2 separate regions of the Homo sapiens genome follow, and region 2 is linked to region 1. The links are chromatin loops, found by intact Hi-C in ENCODE. Cell type or tissue: PC-3. All regions are shown on one strand. Links, peaks and the distances in the headings refer to the core of each region. The heading gives the core; the rest is flanking DNA.

Region 1 (8,079 bases), core at 1,095-6,094:
ATTCAGAGGCCACGCACCTGAAGTTGTCTCACCAGTCTTAAAAGATTATCTCAATACAAGAAATGATTGTCTTTCCAATATTTCTTTTTCAGTCTTATAGTCTACAGAAGTATCCACATAAGGAGAGCTAGCAGGACACACACACCATAAATCACAGTAGGCAGGTCAGCTCTATGCTTAGTCAGTTCTTCATTCTACACCTTCTCCCAGTTAGAAGCAGCCCCATCTCCTCTGGGGAATTAATTGCCATGTAATCATCACTTGGATTACTGAGCTCTACTGTTTCACTTCCAGCTTTTTAAGAGAATTGCTTTCCTCCCACTTTTTTCAAATAGAAGAGGTGAGGAGATCAAAATACAACAAGCACTAATATACCCTTCCCCAGATTCAACATTTGTTAACAACTTTCCACGTCTGCTTCCTCTCTACATATGTGTATCTGTACGTTCTTTTGCTCATCCATTTGAAAATAAGTTGCATACATTTTAACTCATCCCTAAGACCTTTGGCATATGATTCCTATTAAGAATAACATAATCAAATTAGCCAGGCGTGGTGGCGCATGCCTGTAATGCCAACTACTCGGGAGGCTGAGGCAGGAGAATTGCTTGAACCCGGAAGGCAGAGGCGGCATTGAGCCAAGATCGCGCCATTGCACTCCAGCTAGGGAAACAGAGCGAGACTCCGTCTCAAAAAAAAATAATAACATAATCTCTTACATGATCACAATACATGATGCTGAAGCCACTATTCTGGAGACCACGCTTTGAGAACCAACGCACAGAGACTAAGATAAAACTGCTGTTCAATAAATGCTCTTCTCCTCATCCTCTACTCTTCCCTTTCCAAAAGTCAACTGTCATTATCCTATGAAAACAGAACTTTGAATATGTTATACAATCAATTTGTTGGCAGGGAATACCCATCCCCAACATATCTACTGAGAGACTAAATAAACAAATGGTCAAAGGCCAGATCGTAGGTAACTACGACCCACGACCTGCAGCTACAAGCCCAGGCAACCAACCTATTATCTACAATAACCAGTCTAGGAAGTCAGACTGGTTACTGTCTAGCAACTAGCCCAGGAAGCCCAACAATGCCCTTAAGAATTTGTACAAAGCCACACTATCTGTGATCATGCCTGGGGAACACAGCAAGATCTCATCTCTTTTTTTTAAAAAAAAAAAAAAAAAAAAAAAAGGACAAAATGGCCAGGAAATGATTAGTAACTGTCAGCTTCCCTAATTTTTGCTCCTGCTTCCAATGTAGGACCAACCAGAGAAAGCCAAAAATGTACCCTTAACTAATCACACAGGTTGCTATGCTTTTAGTTGGCTCACCTACAGCTTCCCACAGGAACAGCCTACAAACAGGGCATACCTGAAACCTTCCCTTTTTTCCACTCTAAAGTTTACCCTGCTGGGCACAGTGGCTCACACTTGTAATCCCAACACTTTGGGAAGACAAGGCAGGAAGATCACTTGAGCCCAGGACTTCAAGATGAGCCTGGGAAACATAGTGAGACCCAGTGTCTACAAAAAATAAAAATAAATTAGCTGGACATGGTAGCACATGCCTGTAGTTCCAGCTACTCAGGGGGGACTGAGATGGGAGAGTCACTTGAGCCTGGGAGGTCGAGACTGCAATGAGCCATGATCACGCCCCTGCACTCCACGTGGTCAACAGAGCAAGAGCCTATCTCCAGAAAAAAAATAAAATAAACAAAAGTTTTCCCATTCCTCTGTCTTCCTTGAATCTCCACCAAATTGAATAGATGGTGGTGGATTCCCTTACTATATAAAGAAAGCTCTGAATAAGTAGCCTTTGATTGTACTCATTTGGGTAGACCTCATTTATTTCCACAACCAGAATAAAATCAATTAGTTATTTTTGTGATGTTTTTGCTCTTTAACTTAGAATTCCTTCTTCTGAGACAGTGTGATATGGGGCAGGAGGGACCTGCTTTGGAGCCAGGAAGACCTGGGTTTGGAAATCTGACTTCTCCAGCGATTACCTTATGCAAGTTCTATAATCTCTTTGAACGTGAGACCTGTGTTTGGAAATCTGACTTCTCCAGCGATTACCTGATGCAAGTTCTAGAATCTCTTTGAACGCCCATTTCCTCACTGATGTTCTCCATGAAGGGAACAATAAGCACCCACTGCTTAGGGCTGCCCTAAGAAGAGAAAATAAACACAAAAGGACACCGTGCCTGACACAGAGAAGTGTCAATGAAGTCAGGTGCTCTGACTGGGCTATGTTCTTCAGCTTTGAAACCTTTAATCCTGTGAGTATGAACCTGCTGACGTTAGGTGTGGAAAGGTTTTTTTTGTTTGTTTTTAAGTAATGTTATTGGGAGTATAGAGCCAAGTCCCTCACTTTAGAAACTAAAAGATGAGTGTTGCAGCTTCGGCATACCGTTTTGACTACTGTGACAGAAAATGACCCAAACTAGTTCATGTAAAATCTCATCAACAGGCCGGGCATGGTGGCTCACACCTATTATCCCAGCACTTTGGGAGGCCGAGGTGGGCAGATCACCTGAGGTCGGGAGTTCGAGACCAGCCTGACCAACATGGAGCAACCCCATCTCTGCTAAAAATACAAAATTAGCCGGGCGTGGCGGCACATGCCTGTAATCCCAGCTACTCAGGAGGCTGAGGCAGGAGAATGGCTTGAACGCCTCCGGGAGGCGGAGGTTGAGGTGAGCCGACATCGCACCATTGCACTCCAGCCTGGGCAACAAAAGCGAAACTCTATCTCAAAAAAAAAAAACTCATCAACAGAACTATAGGGACATCCCAGACTCCCAAAGACTGAGTTTCAACTGATAAATAACTCAATAAATCAGGCTGCTCTCTCAGGAAATGCTTGATTTGATCACCTCCGTTGTTCTTCTCTCAACCTGCTTCTTTTGCTTACTCAGCTGCACACGGCCCTGAAAAATGCCCACCCCAAGATGGCAGTGATCTATAATTTCATAAAGATTTGGGTTACACAGGTGTATGCATTTGTCGGAATTCATCGAATGGTATACTTAAGACATAGGCATTCCACTGCACTTAATGGATCTAGTCTCATTTCTGTCTCCCTCACTAAACTGTGACATCTCAAGGACAAAAAGGAATCATATTCGACACTGAATCCTCCACGCTGGCACAATGCCTAGCATGTAACTGAATCTCAGTAAATGCGTGATTATTAAACAAAGGAAGCAAACTGAAGAATTTGAGAAAGTCTACTTATTGGGATTTATTCTGAAAGATGTACTACAAGTTCACATTTTAATTAATGATTACATTCCAGTGAATTAATATAAACGTATTTAAATTTTAATCATTATGAAGTGAACTATATTTATAAGCAAACAATTAGTGACTTAATTAAGGTGCCAACTGTTCAGTGTACATGACTCTACCACCACCTAGTGTAAATAAATGCATATTACCACATTTGGAAATTCCCTAAAGACAAAGAATCTCCCAATGGTGGGTCACAAACTAACATACTTCAACCACAAACATTCAGCAGGTGCCTGCCGGTCCTGGAAATTATGCCAGGCTCCAGAAGGACAGACACAGCTCTTGTCTGTGTTGATCACTGCTGTCTCCTCAGGGTTTAGGAGAATGGCAAAGCACTTTGCTGGCCTTCAATAAATATCTGTTAGCTGACTGACAAGATTCTGGGATTAAAAGGTGACTAAGTTATCTTCGGGAAAGACATTCAGCCATTCAAAACCAACAGCATTTTATAAACAATGAAATATTATTCTGCACTAAAAATAAATGAGCTATCAAGCTCTGAAAAGACACGGAGGAAACTTAAGTGAATATTACTAAGCGAAAGAAGCCAATGTGAAAAGGCTACACACTATACGATTCCAACTGTATGACATTTAGGAAAAGGCAAAACTATAGAGACAGTAAAAGGATCAGTGATGACCAGGAGCTGGGGAGGGAAGGGATGAATATGTAGGGCACAGGGGATTCAGGGGGCAGGGAAATTACTCTATGATATGATGATGGTGGATACATGTCATTACACATATGTCAAAACCCATAGGATTTACAACACCAAGGGTGAACGCTAATGTAAACTATTCACTTTGGGTGATAATGTCATGAGTAGAAGGTGATCGGTTGCAACAAACGTGCCATTCTGGCGGGGGGTGTCCATTGTAGGGGAGGCTGTGCATGTGTAGAGGAAGAGGGTCTATGCGAACTCTCTGTGCTACGCACTCAATTTTGCTATGTAGTTAAAACTACTCTAAAAAGTAGTTTTTTTTAGTCAATAAAATTTTTTTACTTTAACTTTAGATATCAAATAAGCAAAACCCAAATCTAACAAGTACATCAAAAATATACTGTTTTTTTAAATGCCTACATAAATGCTCAATAAATGTTATTTCCTCACCTCCGTAGCACAACCGCAACTGCTTACCCCAAGTAGCTGACATGAAGTGGCTGTAAAGAAGCCACTGTTTCTTCATCTGTGAAATTAAGACAGCAGGACTAAATCTCTCACTTCCTATTCTAATTTAACATTCTTTTAAATTTTAAAAGAATAGATCACTAAACCTAAACTTTTCTAAAATATAGAAAAAGGAAGGAAACTGTCAAATACTTACAGCATCACACAGTGACACCAAAACCTGACAACGAACACATTAAAAATTACTGTCAAATCTCACTTGCGGGCCAGGGGCGGTGGCTCACACCTGTAATTCTAGCACTTTGGGAGGCCAAGATGGGTGGATGACTTGAGGCTAGGAGTTCGAGACCAGCTTGGCCAACATGGCAGAACCTTGTCTCTCCTAAAAATACAAAAATTATGGGTGGTGTTGTGCACCTGTACTACCAGCTACTGGGGAGGCTGAGGCACGAGAATCGTTTGAACTCGTTTGGGAGGTGGAAGTTGCAGTGGACAGAGTTCGCACCTCCAGCCTGGGCCACAAACCAAGACTCCGTTTCAAAAAAGAAACGGAAAAAAAAGACTCATTTATAAATATTGGTGCAAAAACTTTAAAAGTAATAGCAATGAGAACTCATAAATGCACTAAATGAAGGATAGGCTATAGGCACAACTGTTTACTCCAGTGATTCCAGGAGAGTTCACTATTAGGAACTCTACTCATACAAGCAACCATATAAGTAGGTCAAAAAAGAAAAGTTATATGACCATCTAAGTAGATGCCAAATAGACATGATGAAATTTTTAAACCGTTCCTGATTTTAACGCTTAGCAAAATAGCAATAGATGACTATTTCCTTAACATAATGGAAAAATACATTTCATATCAGTCTATAACTTTCTAATGTTTTACTGGAAACATTACTGAAACACTAAAACAATGACACACACAAGCATTTCTGTTGAAGTCTGGGAGGAATAAAGAAAGCCCACCATTGGGCTTCTAGATTAATATTCATCTAGAAGTACCATACTAGCCAATGCAAGGGAAAAAAAATCTTATGTGAGTTTTATTTATTTACCACACATTTTTACAGTGCTTACTATATGTCAGATACTGTTCTGAACACTTTACAAATACTAAATCATTTAATTCATATAATCGTCATAATAATAAGGCAGTACTATTATTATCTCATTTTACAGAGGGAGAGAGCAAGGCACAGAGAACATAAGTAGCTTGCGCAAAGTCACATAGCTAGCAAGTTAGTAGAAACAGGCTTAACACACAAGCAGTCATAGTTCCAGAGCCGGTGCTTCTCACCACTATGCTATATGAAACACGATATCGGACTGAAGGAGGCGGAAGTATCCATATATGCAGATGATATGACACATTTGCAAAATTCAAGGGAGAAAAAAGTTGAAACATTGTTATAAGTGAGAATTTAGTACAGTGGTGGATTACAAAATCACATAAAACTACGATGCTTCTATATGTAAACAATAAAAACTTAGAAAATATACTATAAAAAGATGCTATTTACACTACTGACAAAAAAGGTAAAATAACTAGAAATAAAAATAAGTAGATAGTTCCTATTTGAATAAAAAATTACAACCCTGCTGGTTTATCAGTGAACATAAACTCCAAATTTACCAAAAGCGAGGTATTCAAAAGGTATGAACTGACTTAAAATGCTCCTCAGGCACCTAAGTAAAAGCCACAGGGTTGAAAGCAAACCAGCCTTAAAAAGGCCCACCGTTTCGCCACCTACCTGGATCAGGTGTATGCAATACACTTGAGCTTTGTCAGCTAACCCAATTATGCCCAATCTTTTAGGCCAACCCTTAACAAATTTAATACCTTCTATTACCAGCCCAAGAGCACGGTCATGATACAGAAACACTTTTCTGCAAACTGTTAGTAAATCTCTACTACACCTTACAACAGTCCACATTTTAACTACTAATAAAGCACTGAAGTTGGGTGAGGATCTGATGGAACAAGTGGATCTTCTAGTCGGCTCCTATTCCACTTTAAGGCCTAAGGTTGGCAGTTAATGCCCAGTCAAATCAGATTAGGTAATACGTGAAGAAATTGTTCACAATGCAAAAAAGAGAAATCCTGAATAAACATTCAGAGAAGTGTCCCCTAAAAAGTAAGGATCATTCAACTATGAAATGAGTTAACATGGGAAACCAAGATTCTCTGTAGGAAATAGTTTAATGGGATAGGTGTGCATCCATAAAGAAACTGCTATGCATTGAGGTGGGGAAAAATGCTTTAACCGTCACCATTAGCACCATAATCAGTCAGTCAGTCAAGCAACCAGGCAACCATTACTTATGGAGTTGCTACTATGGGCACAACTCTGCAGCAGTCAAAATAAAATGTGAGGTATGATTCCATCAAGAGAAATATTTATTATATGCTTGGAGAAACAAACATGAAGAGAATACAAAGCAATACATGAAAAGAAATACATAAGGCAAACTAATAATGGGAGAATTTCTCTCTGAGTTCCCATATATATTACAGGAATAAAAATCTAAGGAGCAATCAATCAGAATAGAATTTTATTTCTTCCAACTTTTAGAAGCTGAAAAGATTTGGAGGACTATAAAATGTACACAGGCAAATAATCCACGGCAGTAGTAATAACTGATGAGGGATTATTAAAAACACACTAAAGCCTCAAACGTCAGCAATGTTTATCATCCTATTTCATTAAAACATATTCACTAATTAATTTCAGTAACCAGAGTTAATTTAACAAGTCACTGTGCTAGGCTTTTACTGAATGAGTCAAAAGGAAACACATAAAAATACTCAAAGATTTCTTATATAAAGCAACAGGACTGGATGCAAGCTCTAAGGGCAGCTGTTTAACAATGAAAAAACTGGGACTGAAATCAAGTTTGTGACTGAAAATAGGCACATTGAGCTCTGTAGTCACCTCTATTTATAGTACTGTAATAAAAGCCACATATTGGGTTAAATCAATGTCCTCCCATCCCTTAGATAACCCACTCTACAATACAACAAATTTATAACTGAAGATGTAGGGTGATAATTCACATTAATTCAGCAAATATTTACTGAGTTATGATGCTGTGCTCAGTGCCTGAAATGCTAAATTTAATAAGACATAGACCCAGCATTTTTTGTTTGTTTTTTTAAATAAAGACACAGTCAAGTCCAAGTCCCTGATCTGAAAGAGCTCATGTTATAGAGAATTTCTCACTTTGTAGGGAGAGAAAAAGTATTCCTTTAAAAATAAAGTTCCTTGAAACAGTCCTGTTTTCCAATCATTAACTACCTAACCAGGAAGATAGAGAATTGGAAAACCACCACATTTGCTTATAAGAACTGAATGGAATATGAATTGGAAATAAAAATGAAATATCTCTAAAACCGTCATGCTATACTGGATTGAATGTACATCAAGAAATTGTATTTCCAGTCCTACATTGAGAAATTTTATTTACACAAAATCTATTACACAAAGCAAGATATAACCAGCTAATATTTCATTGAGCTATTACCAAATGTTAAGAGGTTTCCTAGAAAGAAATGAGTTCTATTAAAAGCTTTAGGGACACTGAGCCTCCAAATGCTATAGAAAAGCCAGATACTATAGAAAAGCCAGATACTGCCTTGAG
Region 2 (8,079 bases), core at 1,800-6,799, 310 kb before region 1:
AAGTAGCGGGTTATAGGATAAGCCGATTTCTTTTTCCATTTTAAAGTCATCTAAGAAGGTATTTCCATTACATTTTGTATATAATTCTACTACTGAGTTTTGGAATGGCTCTTTGGTATTTGGGAGCACACATTTAAAAAAAAAGGAAATCTCCAAATTCCTCTCAGAGATTATTACCCTGAATTTTAGAACAAATTTCATTTAGGCTTTGTATGTCATCCCCCATTACACACACAAACACATAATTTTTTTTCTTATTTCTGTTAAAAATGTAAAATACCTTTAATGATAAAAAGATATTCCTTAAGATAATTAAATCCAGCTGAATAAAAATATAGTATGTATGTCTTACTCATTTTCCTCATTCTGTGCATAGGGCCAAGGGACTAAATTTACACATAGCACCGAGGCTGTGCACAGTCCTCCTCTGTCCCATCCTCACTCCGCCCCGAGTGCTGCACTGTGAGAACAAGACACCCTCTTCGTATATATTCGCTCACTACTTATGAAAGATATTTGCATTAAAACAGTTGTTTTCATAATACTAAGCTTCTAGGATTTAAAACAAAATAAAGCCCGAACTGAAAACAAAAAACAAAAAACCTGACTGCATTTTGGTCAGTTCATCTCTTCCTATAAACTATTTTAAAAATTTATTTATTTATTTATTTTTTTTCTGAGACGGAGTCTCGCTCTGTCGCCCAGGCTGGAGTGCAGTGGCGCGATCTCAGCTCACTGCAAGCTCCGCCTCCCAGGTTCACACCATTCTCCTGCCTCAGCCTCCCGAGTAGCTGGGACTGCAGGCTCCCGCCACCACGCCCGGCTAATTTTTTGTATTTTTAGTAGAGACGGGGTTTCACCGTGTTAGCCAGGATGGTCTCGATCTCCTGACCTCGTGATCCGCCCGCCTCGGCCTCCCAAAGTGCTGGGATTACAGGCATGAGTCACCGCGCCCAGCCAAAAATTTATTTTTAAAAAAAGTTTAAATACTTTGCACAGTACCTAAATTTCTTTGTACCGCTCTCTATAAACAAATCATGTGGAAAATATTTTCTAAATGCTCAGGTCTGTCAAGTTTGCTAGACATAATCTAATCCCTTTTGTATCTTCTCTCAGTAACTCAAGACTTTGTAAAGCTGCAGGACAGTTAAGACAACAGGGACCCAGGGGACAGAGCCTTCACAATCAGTCACAGCAGCCACCAAACCCCTGGCCTGAGCTATACAGAGGAAGGGGTTTTTATCTTCTTCCTTCACAATGCCTGAATACTCTCAAGGAATCCTCCATAAATAATTCATTAGCAGCAAAAAGAATACAGTCTAATCAATAAGGAGTAATGGCGAAACTCACAGCAGGTTCAGGGGACTGATTGAGTGTTACATTAATGTCTGATTAAGCTTCCTGGGAAATTTTAATTGTTCATAGACCAAAGACCTAAAATTAACCTTTTAACCTTCTGTTATAAAGGGTCTTTCTCAATGGACCAAAAAATGTTTATAAAATATATCTAATGAAAATGGGAGGCTAACATGAGTATTTCAATACATAGATTTTCTCAAGACCACACAGAAAAACAGAACTTGGTTGACTTCATTCTACCTAAAACATTCCTAATCCAATCATATTGTCTAATATTTAATGATTATTTTCCAGTGGGTGTTATAAGAGCTTTATAACACACTTTCATTTCTCAACTATCAATTCCCTATTTTCCAGGAAAGGAATTTAGCAAACTCTGCACTCTTTTTCTCTTTTTCTAGTAATTCCCTTTGTCAATTCACAGCAAAACAAACTGCATGCCATAAGCATTCAAGAAGCTGAGTTTGAAACACATTTCTTTAACAAAAATGAAAAATTCTGATTTTATAGTTACACATGTAGAATTTTAAATTAAAAATTGTTGATATGTGCTAATATTACACAGAAAATCCAAGATGGTTAACAATGGTGGGTTATAGAAGGCCTTAATGACAGGCTATTTCTCCAATTTTGTTTTGTTCAAGCTAATGTTAAAAGAATTGAATATTTCATCACACTCTGAGAAGACAGCAAAGAATCCTGCTGGAAAGGAAAGAGCAGCTGATCTAAGCTTTTAAATATGCCATGGATAGTCCGCACAAAGATATGAATCACCTGTGTTTCACTCTACAATGACACAGCTCTCCCTTTCATTAAGATATGAATCACCCATATTTCACTCTGCAATGACACAGTTCTCCCTTTCATCAAGATATTCTTTTCATCATGTATTGGTTGATCGAAGACAAAACATAAGAATGGACAAATCATTCTTTAGTTACATAAGAATATTATCTAAACCAAGATCTCTTTCAAAAGGATCATGAAGAATGCACATATATACAAATGAGAAGACTTGCCAGTAATGGTCAATGAGGTACAAGTGCCAGGTTTCTGCTGAAATGCTTGGTAAAACAGGTAAAAGGATGATGGGTTCTGGGGATCAGGACCTTTCGCTTCAAATTCCAGCTCCACCGCTTTGGATGTGCATTATTTTGGCCCAGACACTTTTCTCTAAGCCTATTTCCTCCTCTGGAAAATTATTAGTGGTATTCATCTTGTACACGTATTCTTTGGGACTAAGAAAAAATGAAAGACTTACACTTTCTAGCAACAATATAAGGTCAACAAATGTTAGCTTTAGTATTAGTACTAGCACCAGTAGTATTAGTACCGCTAGCAGTTACTGCAGCTGTGCAACAGAGAACGGAAGTGTCCACCATCTTCATTGAAGGAACTGCTCCGTGGTGGATTATTTTCCTATTAAAGTTTATACTTTAAAGCATCAAACCTTTTTATCCCGCCCATTTGGAAGGAAATGCTATTTATTTATTTATTATTTTTTAGAGATAGGGGTCTCAATCTGTCACCCAGGCTGGGGTACAGTGGCACAATCACAGCTTACTGCAGCCTCAAACTCTTGTGTTAAAGTGATCCTCCTGCCTCAGCCTCCCAAGTAGTAGGGACTATAAGCACATGCCATCATGCCCCGTTAGAGATGGAGTCTCACTATGTTGCCCAGGCTGCTCTTGAACTCCTGGCCTTAAGCCATCCTCCCCTCTCCGCCTCCTGAGTTGCTGGGATCACAGAACTGAGCCACCAAGCCCAGCTGGAAGGAAATGCGTTTCAAATGCACATCACGGTCACTGGCTTAGCAGAGTGGAGTCTATCTTCCTTGGCAATTCAGGACCATCTTTAGGATCAATACTTACTATCTTATATAACTTATGACAGTAGAGGTATTGTCAGGGGCTACCCAAGTGGGCAGGCTTCATTCAGGTGACCTATCCGTTCAACTGCTATGTTTTTCTTGAAGCTGGTGACTCTGTCAGGAAAACTCAGAACAATTCTCAGAAAGGTTCATAGGACACTAAATGTCTTAGGGTCACATGGAGCTAATACATAAGGGAGCAGTCACTTGAACCCAAAAGTATCTGGCTTGGAAATCAACTCTCTCTAACAACCCATACTGAACTCAGCTGTCACTGTATACACACAACAGAACTGGAAACTCTGCAAAAGATCTAGCAGGATTTGAATTCCACACGATATGAGCAAATGTTGAACAGGGCGACAGGATACAGCTACCAAAAAGCCTAATGGTAAAACAAAGACAAACAATTATTTCTCAAATTTTATCATTTGTACGGATATTCAAAGGAATTTTAATGTCTTAAGCACACCTTGACAGATGGTGCATTCCTATGATTACTTACTTTCATTTTACTGTCCTCAATTCTCTCCTTCACAGTTATGGTAGCCAACAAAAGCAACAGCAGCATAATGTCTATTAAACATGTACAGTGTGCTAGAAACTGTGGTAAGTCCTTTACAGAACCACAGCCCCCCTGAATGTACTCAAAATTCTGCAGTAAATGACTAACATGCCAACGTAAACACATTTAAAAAAAATCTTCATTTAAATTTATTAAACAGTCCAGAATTCATAAAGCAATGTAAAAACATTCAAGATTCCATTTAGTAAACACATCTCCTGGAATACAGCACTAGTTGCTGTTTAAACCCTGGTGATTGAGTTCTATGTTCAGTGGAAGCAGAGTCGAGCTGGAAGCAATGAAAGACTTATTTTGAAACAAAGTTAAGTTTCCTATAAAGAAGTCAAATTATGTTTGGGTTCATTCTCTTTTTCAAAGTTTTCCTCTTCCTTACTCTCACATTTAAGAAATTACCTTTAAGCAAAAAGAACTTGCTCAGAAGATAGCAGTCACTAAGAATCAGGCATCACCGGCCTTGAACCTCAGTATACCACATTCTTTTTTCTTTCTTTAGCACCAGAAGGATACCTCTCTTCTCGATTCAGTAGTCCCCCTTACCCTTAGGGGATACATTTCAAGACCCTCAGTGGGTGCCTGAAACCACAGATAGTACTGTACCCTCTATACTCTATGCTTTTTCTTATACATACATACCTATGATAAAGCTTAATTTATAAATTAGGCACAGAGATTAACAAAAATAATTACTAATAAAACAATTATAATAATATACTATTCACAGTCTCATGGATAGATTCTTTCTTCCTGTAGATCTTAGCAACCTCAGCGTATTTTTTTTTTCTTTCCTTATTAAGTCGGGAACTTTCACCTTTTCACTGAAGGAAGCACTTTACAGCTTCTTTTTGGCATATCCAAATTGACAGCGCTAGTCTTGCACTTTGGGAGCATTATTAAGTCAAATAAGGGTTACTTGAACACAAGCACTGTGAGACTGCAATACTCCATCTGATAACTGAGGGTGACTGCTAGGTGACTAATGGGTAGGTCGTGTATACGCATGGATACGCTTGATGAAAGAATGATTCATGTCCCGGGGGATACGGGATTCCATCATGCTTCTCAGAACAGTGCACGACTGTAAACCTATGAACTGTTTATTTCTGGAATTTTCCATGTAATATTTTTAGACTGTAGTTGACCAAAGGTAACTAAAAGCACAGAAAATGAAACCTCAGATAAGGGGGGCACTGCTGTACTTTCAGTAGAGAGTTCTCGTAAGTATATTGCTCTTTTCTGGACACCTACAAACACAAATTGGCCAGAACATCATGAAGCATGTTTAGTGTGAAGACAAGTAAGAAGGGCTTGGTGATCTTAGTTCCAACCTTTGGCAGCTTCTTCATGGAGATAAACACGAGGGTAGAAAGTTCTGTGCAAGTCTGGCTGTGCAACCAGCCTCTCTTAATTGTGTAAGACCCACATGGAATGGTAAGAAATAATTGCCACCACAATGGACAACAAAATCTCACTAATGTGAATTAACAGGCAAAAAAGCTAACCTGGATTACATTATCTTTTTTAATGGAAATACAGTTGTATATTTAATACACACACACACACACACACACACACACACACACACACAAACATGCATCCTCCAATTAGACTAACAGTGTAGAGGGTCTTGGGACCTGCTTAAAGGATAGGGACTCTTAGTGAATCATGCATTACTGCAAGAAATACGTCTTCCCAAAGGCTTCAAAACAGGTGCCTTTCTTTGTAAGTTTAAACAGTGTCCTTGCAGTCTTGGGTATACAATAGGATTCTAAGTCAGTTCTCTCCATAACACATTTTGAAAGAAAAAAAGTCAAAGCAGGACAGGCATGGTGCTCACACCTGTAATCCCAGCACTGTGGGAGGCCAAGGCAGGTGGATAGCTTGTTCAAGACCAACCGGGGCAATGTGGCAAAATCCCATCTCCACTAAAAATACAAAAAATCAGCCGGCTATAGAGGCATGTGGCTACGGTCCCAGCTACTTGGGAGGCTGAGGTGGGAGGATCACTTGAGCCCACGAGGTCAAGGCTGCAGTGATCCATGATTGTGTCACTGCATTTCAGCCTGGGCAACAGAGCGAGACCCTATCTCAAATCAATCAATCAATCAATCAAAGCAGCACTATATGAATCATCATAAATGTCAAATTAGTAAGGTCTAAATTCTAGATTCTGCTTATTCATGCTTTGGGATCCCAGCCTCTATGCTTCTGGATCCTCCCATCTGTTAGGTCAACACCATTTACCTATATGTCTAGAAGAATGCTCCACTACATCACCTCACAGAAGGGCACAGGATCAAGATATTGAACATTTGATTTAATGCAGAAAAAGTAACTTTCCCAAAGCCTTGTGCTTTCCAGCCAGGCACTCGTTTCCTCACACAACAGCAGCATGGCTAACCAACAGCTTCCAGAAGTACCTGTAAAGATTGATAACTTTAGCTGGAGGAAAAGCTGGAGATTTTCTTCTCCATTCCCTGACTGTACTTATAAGCTACTTACTGCAGCCCGGCAAGGCTCTCCTCACCTGGACGGACAGCCTCCCTGTCGAGCTGACAAGAGCTGACGGATACACCCGCCAGAGGACTACTAAAGATCGGGATGCTGCTACCGCCATGTCCCTGGCACTCTTCAGGGCAAGCCTGGGTACCAATGTCTTCTCTTACTCATGGCAAACACTGACGTGGAACCAGCCTAAAAATTCTAACACAGCCCCTTCTCAATTAAATTTATTGAATGTGTTTTTGGTATTCGAAGCTCATTTTTATGTTTGCAATAATGTCAGTACAACTGATCCATTATTATTAAACTACAGTTTTTAATAAAACTCCATTTCACCATAACATCTAAAATACTGCAGCTGAACTTGATTAATTATACCCTAGAAGAAAGTAATAACAGATTTCCCTATTTCAAATACAAAATGGGAAGCTCCTGTTTTATTCTTCTAATTATATGAGAATGGGCAAAGTAATATACCCTCCCTGTCAACAAATTTCAGAAACTTGCTTTTATCTTTTTATTTTTCCTCCAGTCAGAGTCCTTGTTAATGACAGGAGCATATCATAATTTAATTAGCTGACACCAACTGGCAATCTACCCACTTCTTTTTAATTGGAATCATTTCATAGAACTATCCATAAAGGCCCATTTTGCATAACTAATAACCTTCATAAACAAGACCTTTGGAAAACTGCTGACTTTAATGGAAAGAGATAAAACACTTGGACACAGGCACCATGTTCCCACTTCACAGAAGACTAGGGACACAGAATTTACTCTGCAATGTATATAACAGAGCTAATTCAGGAAGCACGAATCGGGTTTCCCGGATCTGGATAGCAAAAAACTTCCAGAAAGTCAACTTCCCCACCGCCTCACGAAAGCATCCTAATAGTTTTGTATAGTGGAAAGAACACAGGCTTGAAAATCTGAATTTGTCTTTCTTCTTTCTTTAGACAAGGTCTCACTGTGTTGCTCAGGCTGGAGTACAGTGGCTATTCACACACTCAATCATAGTAAACTATAGCCTTGACCTCCTGGGCTCATGGGATCCTTCTGCTTTAGCCTCCTGAGTTACTGAGACTACACATGCCTGGCTCAGATGCAAATTTTAATCTGAGCTACAATGTGACCTTGATCAAGTTCAGAAACTTCTCTGAGCTTCTGGTTCTTATTTGCAAAATGAAAGCGGTATAACATCTAACTCAAAAGGCTGTCAGGAATATTAGTTATAATGTATGTAGTGTCAGCAGCGAATAGCTCAATAAATAGCTTTTATTCTCCCAATTATTACATATTAAATTTGACTAATAATACTGAATTGTTGGGATCATATTAGATAATTTTGTGCAAGTGCTTAGACAATTAAAAGGCAATATAGGCATCTGAGCTTCACTGGATTAAAGACAAGTTTTAAAGTGCTGTTCTTACATTTTACTTGTTTTGATTATTGATTAACTGCTATATACTCACCAAATGTTGCTGCCTTCAATGAACCTGAGATCTTAAGAGCACAGGCTTGGCAATCAGGTGACCGAGTGTGAACTCAGCCCACTTTCTAGCTGTGTAACATTCAGTAAGTAGCGTAAGCCTCTTAAATTGACTTTCCGACCTGAGAAAAGCAGCTAATTAAAAAAACAGCATTCATCTCACAGACATCACGAAGGTTAAATGAAACCATCCATGTAGACTGCTAAGCATAATGCCTGGCACAAACTAAGTGGTCAATATATGTTAGTAGCTATTATTGAATTAGTGACAATCC

The links. Hi-C counts contacts between places; a loop is a spot of excess contacts. Peaks named below come from ENCODE experiments on the same cell type or tissue, not always from the same donor. Only the 100,000 strongest peaks of a DNase experiment are listed, where the experiment ranks them.
Region 2: it touches region 1 in a loop (2.2-fold over the local background); 2 of 110 quality-filtered maps call a loop at or near these places.

What each region holds. Positions count from the first base shown.
Region 1 is chr1:246,447,526-246,455,604 of GRCh38, forward strand. All of the region lies in intron 1 of SMYD3 (SET and MYND domain containing 3), which reads right to left. Among named protein-coding and RNA genes, the nearest start is that of SMYD3, 56 kb to the right of the region's middle. RefSeq lists an enhancer at 1,845-2,405. In PC-3, for the core only: a CTCF peak has its summit at 3,418 (motif pointing left); no DNase peak of the experiment used is centred there.
Region 2 is chr1:246,137,766-246,145,844 of GRCh38, forward strand. All of the region lies in intron 5 of SMYD3 (SET and MYND domain containing 3), which reads right to left. Among named protein-coding and RNA genes, the nearest start is that of SMYD3-AS1, 33 kb to the left of the region's middle. RefSeq lists an enhancer at 1,725-2,924. In PC-3, for the core only: no CTCF peak of the experiment used is centred there; DNase peaks (open chromatin) are centred at 2,176 and 4,796; H3K4me3 peaks cover 853 bases; H3K27ac peaks cover 4,602 bases.